Regions from separate parts of the Homo sapiens genome. Here regions 1 and 2 are each linked to region 3. Evidence: read pairs that join two places in POLR2A ChIA-PET (ENCODE). Cell type or tissue: PC-9. All regions are shown on one strand. Links, peaks and the distances in the headings refer to the core of each region. The heading gives the core; the rest is flanking DNA. Region 1 holds the start of CLDN3 (claudin 3). Region 2 has its middle 6.8 kb from the start of DNAJC30. Region 3 overlaps CLDN4 (claudin 4).

What was found. ChIA-PET counts read pairs that join two places held together with the same protein. Peaks named below come from ENCODE experiments on the same cell type or tissue, not always from the same donor. Only the 100,000 strongest peaks of a DNase experiment are listed, where the experiment ranks them.
Region 1: POLR2A ChIA-PET joins it to region 3 with 15 read pairs; 11 of 35 experiments call an interaction of 5 or more read pairs at or near these places.
Region 2: POLR2A ChIA-PET joins it to region 3 with 12 read pairs; 5 of 35 experiments call an interaction of 5 or more read pairs at or near these places.

The regions. Positions count from the first base shown.
Region 1 is chr7:73,768,360-73,772,907 of GRCh38, reverse strand. CLDN3 (claudin 3) reads left to right here and starts at 2,638. Exons shown (of 1, transcript NM_001306.4): 1 at 2,638-3,911. The coding sequence starts at 2,859. The coding sequence ends at 3,521. In PC-9, for the core only: no CTCF peak of the experiment used is centred there; DNase peaks (open chromatin) are centred at 2,167 and 2,567; H3K4me3 peaks cover 1,668 bases; H3K27ac peaks cover 810 bases.
Region 2 is chr7:73,674,360-73,678,907 of GRCh38, reverse strand. No RefSeq gene overlaps it. Among named protein-coding and RNA genes, the nearest start is that of DNAJC30, 6.8 kb to the left of the region's middle. In PC-9, for the core only: no CTCF peak of the experiment used is centred there; no DNase peak of the experiment used is centred there.
Region 3 is chr7:73,832,342-73,834,841 of GRCh38, reverse strand. CLDN4 (claudin 4) reads right to left here. Exons shown (of 1, transcript NM_001305.5): 1 at 2,152-2,500. It overlaps METTL27 (methyltransferase like 27), which reads left to right. Exons shown (of 6, transcript NM_152559.3): 6 at 1-252. The coding sequence ends at 99. Among named protein-coding and RNA genes, the nearest start is that of CLDN4, 2.6 kb to the right of the region's middle. In PC-9, for the core only: no CTCF peak of the experiment used is centred there; a DNase peak (open chromatin) is centred at 1,281; H3K4me3 peaks cover 1,715 bases; H3K27ac peaks cover 2,443 bases.

The sequences.
Region 1 (4,548 bases), core at 1,062-3,561, 63 kb after region 3:
TGGCTGGGTGCCATGGCTCATGCCTGTAATCCCAGCACTTTGGGAGGCCAAGGCGGGCAGATCATGAGGTCAGGAGTTCGAGACCACCTGGCCAATATGGTGAAACCCCATCTCTACTAAAAATACAAAAATTAGCTGGGCGTGGTGGCACGTGCCCGTAGTCCCAGCTACTTGGGAGGCTGAGGCAGAAGAATTGCTTGAACCCAGGAGGTGGAGGTTGCAGTGAGCCGAAATTGCACCACTGCACTCCAGCCTGGTCAAAAGAGCGAGATTTCGTTTAAAAAAAAAAATAGGCTGGGCACTGCTGCTCACACCTGTAATCCTAGCACTTCGGGATGCCAAGGTTGGGGGATTGCTTGAGACCAGGAGTTCAAGACTAGCCTGGGCAACACAGTGAGACCCCATCTCTACAAAAAAAAATGAAACAATTAGGTGGGCTTGGTGGTATATGCCTGTAGTCCCAGCTACTTGGGAGGCTATAGCTAGAGGATTGCTTAAGCCCAAGAATTCAAGGCTGCAGTGAGCTATGATAGTACCACTGCACTCCAGCCTGGGTGACAGAGCAAGACACTGTCTCTAAAATAAATAAATAAATAAGTTATTGAACGTTCCCAGCACAAAGAAATAAAAGTTTGAGATGATGAATATGCCAATTACCCTGATATGATTACTATACATTCTATGTATTAAAACATCACTGGGTGTGCCACGCGTAGGTACGATCATTGCCAATTTAAAATTTTTTTAAGTACAATGAAACATAAATAAGAAAAATATAGAATATTGTCCGATGGTGTTACATGCTAAGCAGAATATAAAGTATTAAAGGGGGGCAGGCATTGTGGGGTAAGAAACTGCAATTTTATTTTATTTTATTTTATTTATTTTATTTTGAGACAAAGAGTCTCGCTTTGTCACCCAGGTTGGAGTGCAGGGGTGTGATCTCAGCTCACTGCAACCTCCACCTCCTGGGTTCAAGCAATTCTCTTGCCTCAGCCTCCCGAGTAGCTGGTATTACAGGCGTGTACCACCACGCCTGGCTAATTTTTGCATTTTTAGTAGAGACGGGATTTCGCCACGTTGGCCAGGCTGGTCTGGAACTCCTTACCTCAAGTGATCCACCCGCCTCAGCCTCCCAAAGTGCTGGGATTACAGGCGTGAGCCACCGTACCCAGCCAGAAGCTGCAGTTTTAAATAGGGTGGTCAGGGAAAGACTCACTGAGAGCAAAAAGCTGAAGGCAGTTAGGAGTAAGCTATGTGGATGTCTGCAGGCATGTTCCATGTACAGGGGACAGTAAGTGCAGGGACTCTGAGGCAGGGGCATGTGGTATGCAAGGGCTGCTCTGAGGGGAAGAGAGGGGATGGGGTTAGGAACAGCCCAGGCTGAACCTCCAAGGCCAAATCTGAAGGGCTCTGAGCTTGGTGAAGAAGGGGGAACGATCGTCCAGGTGTGACAGCCAGGGCTTTGAGTGTAGCATTTCTGACTTCCCAACCTTTTTTTTTTTTTTTTTTTTTTTTTTTAAACAGGGTCTGCTCTGATGCCCAGGCTGGAGTGCAGTGGTGCGATCATAGCTCACTGCAGCCTCGAACTCCTGGGCTCAAGTAATTTCCTGCCTGAGCCTCCGGAGTAGTTGGGACTATAGGCACACGCCACCACACCTGGCTAGTTTTTTAATTTTTTGTAGAGACGGGGTCTCACTATTTTGCCCAGGCTGGTGTCGAACTCCTGGTCTCAAGCAATCCTCCCTTCTCAGCCTCCCAAAGTGCGAGGATTACAGGAGTCAGCCACCACGGTGCTCGGTCCTGCCCGATTTCCCACTTTTGCGGAGATCGAACCTCTTTCACCACCATTTCATTAAGGTGGGCCTCAGCCCTGACTCAGGCTCAAAGGGAGGGAGGACAGGGCTCGGAGAGGGGAGGGGACTCAATGGGAGGAGGGGGACTTCTGGGAGGGGAGAGCAGCTTAGCTAAAGGCATGCAGGCTCACGGCCAGCGATGGGAACTGGAGGGAGAGCTGGAGAGGAATTTGAGCTTAGTTAGGCTTAAGGGCATCTTTTGGGTACCTTTGCGCAGGCAGTCCCTGGCTTCTGGGCCCAGCAATTCCTGGGCTGGACAACCCCACCGCCCGGACTCAGGCTGAGCCTGTGCGACGTGTGTACGGGAGGGGCAGAGCAGCAGGTGCGCGGCTCCTGCAAACAGCCGCGGCCACGCCCACCCTGGTCCTCCCCGCCCCGCCGTTCCGGGGTAATTGGCAGCGCCCCCATCCCCACGCGGCACGTGCCAAAAGCGCCCAAAGTGGTGAGGAGAGAGAAGCCGTGTCAAATTCTTTGGGATTTGCACCCCAAGCCCCTGACGCATCCCGTCCTCGGTTTTGCCCCGGAGAATTCATTCCCGAGCAGAGAGGGACAAGGACCGAGGGGCGGGGGCTGGGTCAGGTCCCGCCCTTCCTTGGCAACCCCCCTACCCCGGCGTTGTGGGCCGCGCAGGGCCAAGTCCTTCCTCCCAGGACGCTCGGTGAAGGTGGGAGGCAGGGGCCACGTCACTGTCCTTAGGCCCTGGAGAGCGCGGCTCCGCCCCTACCGCCCCCACCGGAGCGCTGGGCACTTAGCTAAGACGCACCGGCCCCAGCCCAGGGCCAGCCCAGTCGCCGCCGCCCGCCCACAAAGCCACAGGCAGGTGCAGGCGCAGCCGCGGCGAGAGCGTATGGAGCCGAGCCGTTAGCGCGCGCCGTCGGTGAGTCAGTCCGTCCGTCCGTCCGTCCGTCGGGGCGCCGCAGCTCCCGCCAGGCCCAGCGGCCCCGGCCCCTCGTCTCCCCGCACCCGGAGCCACCCGGTGGAGCGGGCCTTGCCGCGGCAGCCATGTCCATGGGCCTGGAGATCACGGGCACCGCGCTGGCCGTGCTGGGCTGGCTGGGCACCATCGTGTGCTGCGCGTTGCCCATGTGGCGCGTGTCGGCCTTCATCGGCAGCAACATCATCACGTCGCAGAACATCTGGGAGGGCCTGTGGATGAACTGCGTGGTGCAGAGCACCGGCCAGATGCAGTGCAAGGTGTACGACTCGCTGCTGGCACTGCCACAGGACCTTCAGGCGGCCCGCGCCCTCATCGTGGTGGCCATCCTGCTGGCCGCCTTCGGGCTGCTAGTGGCGCTGGTGGGCGCCCAGTGCACCAACTGCGTGCAGGACGACACGGCCAAGGCCAAGATCACCATCGTGGCAGGCGTGCTGTTCCTTCTCGCCGCCCTGCTCACCCTCGTGCCGGTGTCCTGGTCGGCCAACACCATTATCCGGGACTTCTACAACCCCGTGGTGCCCGAGGCGCAGAAGCGCGAGATGGGCGCGGGCCTGTACGTGGGCTGGGCGGCCGCGGCGCTGCAGCTGCTGGGGGGCGCGCTGCTCTGCTGCTCGTGTCCCCCACGCGAGAAGAAGTACACGGCCACCAAGGTCGTCTACTCCGCGCCGCGCTCCACCGGCCCGGGAGCCAGCCTGGGCACAGGCTACGACCGCAAGGACTACGTCTAAGGGACAGACGCAGGGAGACCCCACCACCACCACCACCACCAACACCACCACCACCACCGCGAGCTGGAGCGCGCACCAGGCCATCCAGCGTGCAGCCTTGCCTCGGAGGCCAGCCCACCCCCAGAAGCCAGGAAGCCCCCGCGCTGGACTGGGGCAGCTTCCCCAGCAGCCACGGCTTTGCGGGCCGGGCAGTCGACTTCGGGGCCCAGGGACCAACCTGCATGGACTGTGAAACCTCACCCTTCTGGAGCACGGGGCCTGGGTGACCGCCAATACTTGACCACCCCGTCGAGCCCCATCGGGCCGCTGCCCCCATGCTCGCGCTGGGCAGGGACCGGCAGCCCTGGAAGGGGCACTTGATATTTTTCAATAAAAGCCTTTCGTTTTGCACTCGCTGGAGCCTCCTTGTTCCCAGCGCCTCCACCTCCCTGCAGAGCTCCCCCTCGGGGCGGCCTTGGCTGGATCTCGCTCTCCCGGATGGAGCTTAGAGGGAAGATGGGGTTGTAAGCTGAGCTTGGTGATGGCGGGGTGGTCACTTGCCCACTCCCTGGGGATTCGGAAGACAGCCTGTGAGGCCAAAGCCAGCGCCCAATCTAGGAAGCAGGCATGAGCACTTTCCGCACGCCATGGCTGGGGATGGGAGGGGAAGGTGGCAGAGATGTGCCCCTGGGTCTGTGCTGGGAGCCCGGACCCCGCACAATACCCGACACATTCGGAATCTCCCGTGCGCCTTGTGAAAGAGCGCATTCCGTACTGCCATTTCCTATTGGAAAAACGAAAACAAAAAGACCTATTGTTTGGATAAAACACGCCACCAAAAGTAAAACCGGGCCAAATCTTCTCACCTGGGGGAGAGATGAGAAAGGGTCCCCATCTCCTTCCTGGGACCCTCAAGGGAGGGAAAGAGGGAGGACTTAGAAGGGGTATCTCAGAGGGGCTTGAGGCCGGGTCTCACTGGCTCACTCCTAGAGGACGAGGTGGGAGGCTCGCTTGAGCCCAGGAGTTCGAGACCAACCTGGGCTACATA
Region 2 (4,548 bases), core at 888-3,387, 160 kb after region 3:
CCCATGGGGAAGATCATGAGGGAAAGCCCAGCACAATGGCACACACCTGTGGTCCCAGTTACTTGGGAGGCTGAGGCAGGAGGATCGCTTGAGCCCAGGAGTCCAAGACTAGTGTACAAAGATCTCGCCTATGAATAGCTACTGCACTCCAGCTGGGCAACACGCAAGACCTCATCTCTAAAAAGAAAAACAGGCCGGGTACGGTGGCTCACCTCTGTAATCCCAGCACTTTGGGAGGCCAAGGCGGGCGGATCACCTGAGGTCAGGAGTTCGAGACCAGCCTGACGAACATGGAGAAACCCCGTCTCTACTTTTAAAAAATACAAAATTACCTGGGTGTGGTGGTGCATGCCTGTAATCCCAGCTACTCGGGAGGCTGAGGCAGGAGAATCACTTGAACCTGGGAAGCAGAGGTTGCAGTGAGCCGAGATCGCGCTATTGCACTCCAGCCTGGGCAACAAGAGTGAAACTCCGTCTCAAAAAAAAGAAAAACAACATCATGGGAGAAGACCTACCTTAGCCTGCCCTCAGCAGCTCAGCTCCGAGGTCCAGCTTGCAGCCGTCGTGGTTTTGTGCAAAGCAGCTGAGTGTCCCTCTGTTAATGTGTGCAAACCATGGTGAGAGCTGAGCCTGGATCTCAAGACCTTGCGTAGGCCAAACATGCTCAACGCATGCAGAGAGCTCATCTCTCACTATCTGTCCTGAAGTCACAGCGTCGCTATGGATCTAGCCACCTCACCAGTGTCTCTTAAGGCTAGGGTCCTGTCACTAGTCTTGTGGTGGGTTGGCTCTCCCATCCTACCCTTGTCCCTTCAAAATTCACATCCTCAGCCCTGAGAGGGGACAGCCACTTTAGACAAAAGAAGGCATGTTTCAGGGCCTGGCACGGTGGCTCTTGCCTGTAATCCCAGCACTTTCGGAGGCCGAGGCAGGCAGATCACTTGAGGTCAGAAGTTCAAGACCAGCTTGGCCAACATAGTGAAACCCTGTCTCTACTATAAACACACACACAAAAAAATGGCCGGGCGTGGTGGCTCCCACCTGTAATCTCTGCACTTCGGGAGGCTGAGGTGGGCGGATCACTTGAGGTCAGGAGTTCAAGACCAGTCTGGCCAACATGGTGAAACCCCGTCTCTACAAAAATATAAAAATTAGCCGGGCATGATGGTGGGTGCCTGTAATCCCAACTACTCAGGAGCTGAGGCAGGAGAATCGCTTGAACCTGGGAGGCGGAGGTTGTAGTGAGCCAAGATCGCACCACTGCACTCCAGCCTGGGCGACAGAGTAAGACTCCATCTCAAAAAAAAAAAAAAACATTGGCTGGGCGCGGTGGCTCACGCCTGTAATCCCAGCACTTTGGGAGGCCGAGGTGGGCGGATCACGAGGTCAAGAGATCAAGACCATCCTGGCCAACATGGTGAAACCCCATCTCTACTGAAAATACAAAAAATTAGCTGGGCGTGGTGGCGTGCGTCTGTAGTCCCAGCTACTCGGGAGGCTGAGGCAGGAGAATCGTTTGAACCCGGGAGACAGAGGTTGCAGTGAGCCGAGATTGTGCCACTGCAGTCCAGCCTGGTGACAGAGCGAGACTCCATCTCAAAAAAAAAAAAAAAAAAAAAGGCATGGTGGCGCACACCTGTAATCCTAGCTACTCAGGAGGCCAAGGTGGGAGGATAGCTTGAACCCAGGAGGCGGAGGTTGCAGTGAGCCAAGATCATGACGCTGCACTCCAGCCTGGGTGACAGAGTGAGACTCCATCTCAGAAAAAAAAAAAAATGGCAGGGAAGGCCTGTTTGAGGAGTACAAAGAGCAGACTGGGATTTGGGGTTCATAGGCCACAGTCACCTTGCAGATAGTATTTGGCTGGCACAGTGTCCTAAAACAACTTTACCCAACATTCAAAATTTGGGCATAAAAACCGATTTTTTTTTTGAGGCAGAGTCTTGCTCTGTCCCCCCAGGCTGGAGTGCAGTGGTGCAATCTCAGCTCACTGCAACCTCCACCTCCTAGGTTCAAGTGATTCTCCTGCCTCAGCCTCCCAAGTAGCTGGGATTACAGGCACATGCCACTACGCCTGGTTAATTTTTGTATTTTTAGTAGAGACAGGGTTTCACCGTGTTGGCCAGGCTGGTCTCAAACTCCTGACCTCAAGTGATCCACCCTCCTCAGCCTCTGAAACTGCTGAGATTATAGGCATGAGCCACCGCCCCCATAAAAACAGATTTCTAATCTCTCAAAAAATGAGAAAATCTGCCAGGTGTAGTGGCTCATGCCTGTAATCCCAGCACTTTGGGAGGCCGAGGCGGGTGGATCATCTGAGATCAGGAGTTCAAGGCTAGCCTGACCAACATGGAGAAACCCCATCTCTACTAAAAATACAAAAAAATCAGCCGACGTGGTGGTGCACGCCGGTAATCCCAGCTACTCAGGAGGCTGAGGCAGGAGAATCACTTGAAGCCGGGAGGGAGAGGTTACAGTGAGCCGAGATAGCACCTTTGCACTCCAGCCTGGGCAACAAGAGTGAAACTCCATTTGAAAAAAAAAAAAAAGAAAGAAAATCTGCCACCATTCAGTTCACGTACCTGCATTAGCGCTGTGGGAGAAGCTCAGTAGCATTTCCCCTTTGAGGCCAGGTGCGGTAATGCACGCCTGTAATCCCAGCACTTTGGGAGGCCAAGGTAGGCGGATCCCTTGAGCCCAGGAGTTCGGGACCAGCCTGGGCAGCATGGCAAAACCCCATCTCTACAAAAAATACAAAAATTAGCCAGGCATGGTGGCACGCACCTGTAGTCCCAGCTACTTGGGAAGCTGAGGTGGGAGGATGGCTTGAGCCTGGGAGGTTGAGATTTCAAGTAAGCTATGATCACATAACTGCACTCCAGCCTAGGTGACAGACCAAGACCCTGTCTCAAAAAAAAAAAAGACAACAAAAAAAATTTCGTCCATTTAGATGAGACATCACTCCCCAATTTGCTGCACTTCCACCAACAGGGGTGAAGTGTAAAACGCCTTTTATCTACACACTTGCACCGTTTTTCCCATAGCAGAAAAACATTTCTGTACCCCATGTCCATCAAGAGGGAAAGCAAAAAAGTAAAAAGGTACCATGCATTTTCAGAAAAATAGGGGCAGGAGAATTTCTTCCTGGAAAGGGACTACTTTGCACCTCTGTGTCACCTTCCTGGCCCCTGTAGGCATTTGAGGTTGCAAATTCTTATATTGTATGTTGCTGCAAGAGCCTGCACTTTATGCAGGGAGGTTGAGTGAAATCTTATTTTCATTGTGGGACAAGGGGAATCTCTCCAGAGGTCTACAGCAATGATAAGCTTAGACACAACCAGAGGCCCTTTGGTACAGTAACACCAGTTCCTTCACTCAGTCTTTTGTGTATAATCCCCGTATACACTGGGATAAACCTGCAGCAAGTCCAACTGGGTCTCTTAGAAACCATTCGATTCTCCAGCCTTGGAGGTTAGGGGCAAGTTCTTAGCCATGGCTTTGCAGGGACTACACGATTCAGTGGTGAAGGTTTGAGCCCACACTGGTTGGAGCCTGCTTAGCTCAGTGAGCCTTGATTGGTTAGGAAAAAGAAAAAGCAATTTAATGTTACTATGTTTCATATTTGGAAACCAAGATGGGGAAGGTTAGAAAAATGCAGAAGCTAGTGATTCACAAACAAGGAGGTGTACATAATAGACTTTCTTGAGGAACAGGGAGCTCTGTTTTTATTAAAAGGGGTGGGAGTTTTATTTGGAGACTTCTTTGGTTTTGTTTTGTAAAAGCAAAATGGTATCTAATAGGTAGGACCTTTTTCATGAGCCCCCTGATGCAGACCCTCAAGTTTGTTTTCTCTCACAGATCACAGCCAGGAACATTCCTGGGGCCCCCTGAATCTAGAAGCAGCAAGTTCAAGAAGGTTTTAGGCAAAAGGAAGGGCCCAGAGTGCTGCACCTTCCAGAACATTCCAGAACCTTCCTGAACATTCCATGTACCTTCAAGCAAAAGGGGTTAATGATTTTTCAAACCATCCAACTGTAAGCCTTTCCATGGCCCACCCAGAACTGGGCCCACTCCACTCTGGTGGTGTCCATCCTCACCTGCCTCCGATCATTTTCAGGCTGGAGCTGAACACAGAGGGGTCTCACTCCCTGCCCCTCTAAAGAAGAATCAGCTCTGTGCAAGACAAGGTGTGTGGGAGGCCTTCTGAAGGACCCCATCTGGTTCCCATGGTAACACTTCTTCCTAGTCCCTCTCTTGTCCATGTCTCAACTTTCTCTGCTTCTTACCTACCCTGAGGAGGGGAGGCTCAACCTGGTAGCTGCTGCCTTCTAAAGGCTGCTCCCCAATTCATGATAGTGGAGAAAGGTCCAGACCTGCCCAACCTTTGCCCCTTTTTACCTTTTGGTTGCAAACTCTACACCATGTCAATCATGAAGGAGAGCCAAAAAAAAAAAAAAAAAAGTGGGGACCGGGCACTGTGGCTTACACCTGTGATCCCAGCACTTTGGGAGGCTGAGGCGGGCGGATCACGAGGTCAGGAGATGGAGA
Region 3 (2,500 bases), core at 1-2,500:
AGCTGGAGGTGGTATCCGGCATCTCTGCCAAGGATGGCTTCATCTCCGGCATTGTCTACCTGTACCGAAAGTGGAAGGCGACCCAGGTTGAGGAAGTGAGATCCAGCCCCCAGCCCCCAGCTGGCCCCTGACTCCATGTGGCCTTAGCTGGGCCCATCTGCTGGGCCTCCTCTGCCTCCCCTGTAAAATGGGACCTCCGAACCAACCCTGCCCCTCAGAAATGCCCTGCCTATTAAATGAGCTCCCAGAAAACAGTGGCATCTGTTCCTGTGGGTTCCAGAATCGAGACGTAGCAGGGTGTGGTGGCTCACACCTGTAATCCCAACAATTTGGAAGGCCAAGGCAGGAGGATCTCTTGAGACCACGAGTTCAAAACCAGCCTGGGCAACATAGTGAGACCCCTATCTTAAAGAAAAATTGTAAAAATTAACACTTTGGGAGGCCGAGGCGGGAGGATCACTTGAGGTCTGGAGTTCGAGACCAGCCTGGCCAACATGGCGAAACCCTGTCTCTACTAAAAATACAAAAATTAGCTGGGCATGGTAGCACACCCCTGTAATCCCAGCTAGTTGCGAGGCTGAGGCAGGAGAATTGCATGAGCCCAGGAGGCGGAGGTTGCAGTGAGCTGAGATGGTGCCACTGGGTGACAGAGCGAGACTCTGTCTCAAAAAAAAAAAAAATTGGAAAAATCAGCCAGGTGCCGTGGGTGCATGCCAGCTATTTGGGAGGCTGAGACAGGAGAATCACTTGAGCCTGGGAGGCAGAGGTTGCAGTGAGCCCAGAGCACACCACTGCACTCCAGCCTGGGCAACAGAGCAAGACTCTGTCTCAAAAAAAAAAAGAAAAGAAAAGAAAAAAAGCAAGAAATGATGGAGAAGACCCCTTCCTGGGGCCTCCCTGGATCCCTCCTTCCAGAGTGCTGGGTCCGCTCACCTCTAACTTACTGACAAGAAAATGAAGCCTGAGCAAGCTTGGAACATGCTTTGCACAACAGTAGCAGGGCAGAGACTCAAGGCCAAGGCCAAGCCCAAGTGGTTGCTGAGGCCCAAGTCCTGTCCTGGACAGCTCCCCCACCCAAATTTGGAGTCCAAAATCCCAAGCTGTAGGTCTGGGCCTGGGCCACACTTGGTTTCCTCATCGATCAAGGGATCAGAATGCCGAGCTCTGGGCGTGGCTTGAAGGCTGCCCTCCAGGTGAAAGGCATTTGGTGACCCTCAGCACCTCAGGGATGTGAACAGGGCTGATAATAATTTCTCCATCCAAGAGAATGGGAAGACTTCATGGGGGAGGAGGCTGGGAGCTGGGCTTTCAGGACGAGCAGGATCCAGAGGGTGGAGAAGGGAAAAGGGACATTCCAGGCTGGAAGCAGGGACCGGCTGTGCAAAGGCTGGGAAGGGGGACCTGTAGGGTGACTCAGCAAAGAGGAACAGACCAGCCTGACTGCCCAGACAAAGCTGCAACAACAGCGGGGTGGGGGTGGCAGGTGGCCCATACCTCGGAGCTGGGAGCCCACGTGGGGACGTCCCTCCTGGGGTCCCCAACCCTTCACCGGGGTCCCGGGCATACGCTGTTTTCTGTATATGGGTTTACCCTCCAACCCATATACAGTGGACAAGGTGATACCTTGGGGGCCCATTTAATTTCTTTTTTAAGGTGATACCTTGGAGGCCCGTTTCGATTTTTTTTTTTTTTTCGTTAAGAGATAAGGTCTCGCCCTGTCACCCAGGCTGGAGTGCAGTGGTGCGATCAAAGCTCACTGCAGCCTCAAACTCCTGGGCTCAAGCAATTCGCCTACCTCGACCTCCCCAAGTACAGGGATTACAGGCATGAGCCACCACACCCAGCTAATTTTTTTAACTTTTTGTAGAGATGGTGCCACTATGTTCCCCAGGCTGGTCTCAAACTCCTGCCTCGAGCGATCCTCCCACCTCGACCTTTTAAAGTGCTGGGATTGCAGGTGCTCACTACCGCACCCGGCCCAGCTCCAATTTTTCACAATTCCCTGGATCTCGTTTTTTTTTTTTTTTTTTAAGTGTTTATGTCCCGGCCAAAACACAGTGGTCCTGCCCCTGACTGACCCCCCCCACCCCCGCACCCAGGCCTCCAGCCCTTCCCCACCCACCTCCACAGTTGAAATCAGAGACAATAAAATTTCCTCCTGTGCACAGGTCCCATTTATTGTAGAAAATAATAATAATTACAGTGATGAATAGCTCTTCTTAAATTACAAAACAGAAACCACAAAGAAGGAAGAGGAAAAACCCCAGGACTTCCAAGGGTGAAGCTGTCCCCTCCTCCCTGCCACCCTCCCAGGCTCATTAGTGTCCTTGGAAGGGGCAGAGGACTCAGAGGGGATCAGTCTCCAGGGGCCCTGGGCTGAAGCGGGTGAGGCAGAGAGTCCTGAGGCCACAGAGCTGGGCAACCTGAGCCGCCTCTCTGGCCCCCTCCCCCACCACTGCCCAAACCTGTTTACAGCACCTTCGCCCCTCCCCTCTAAACC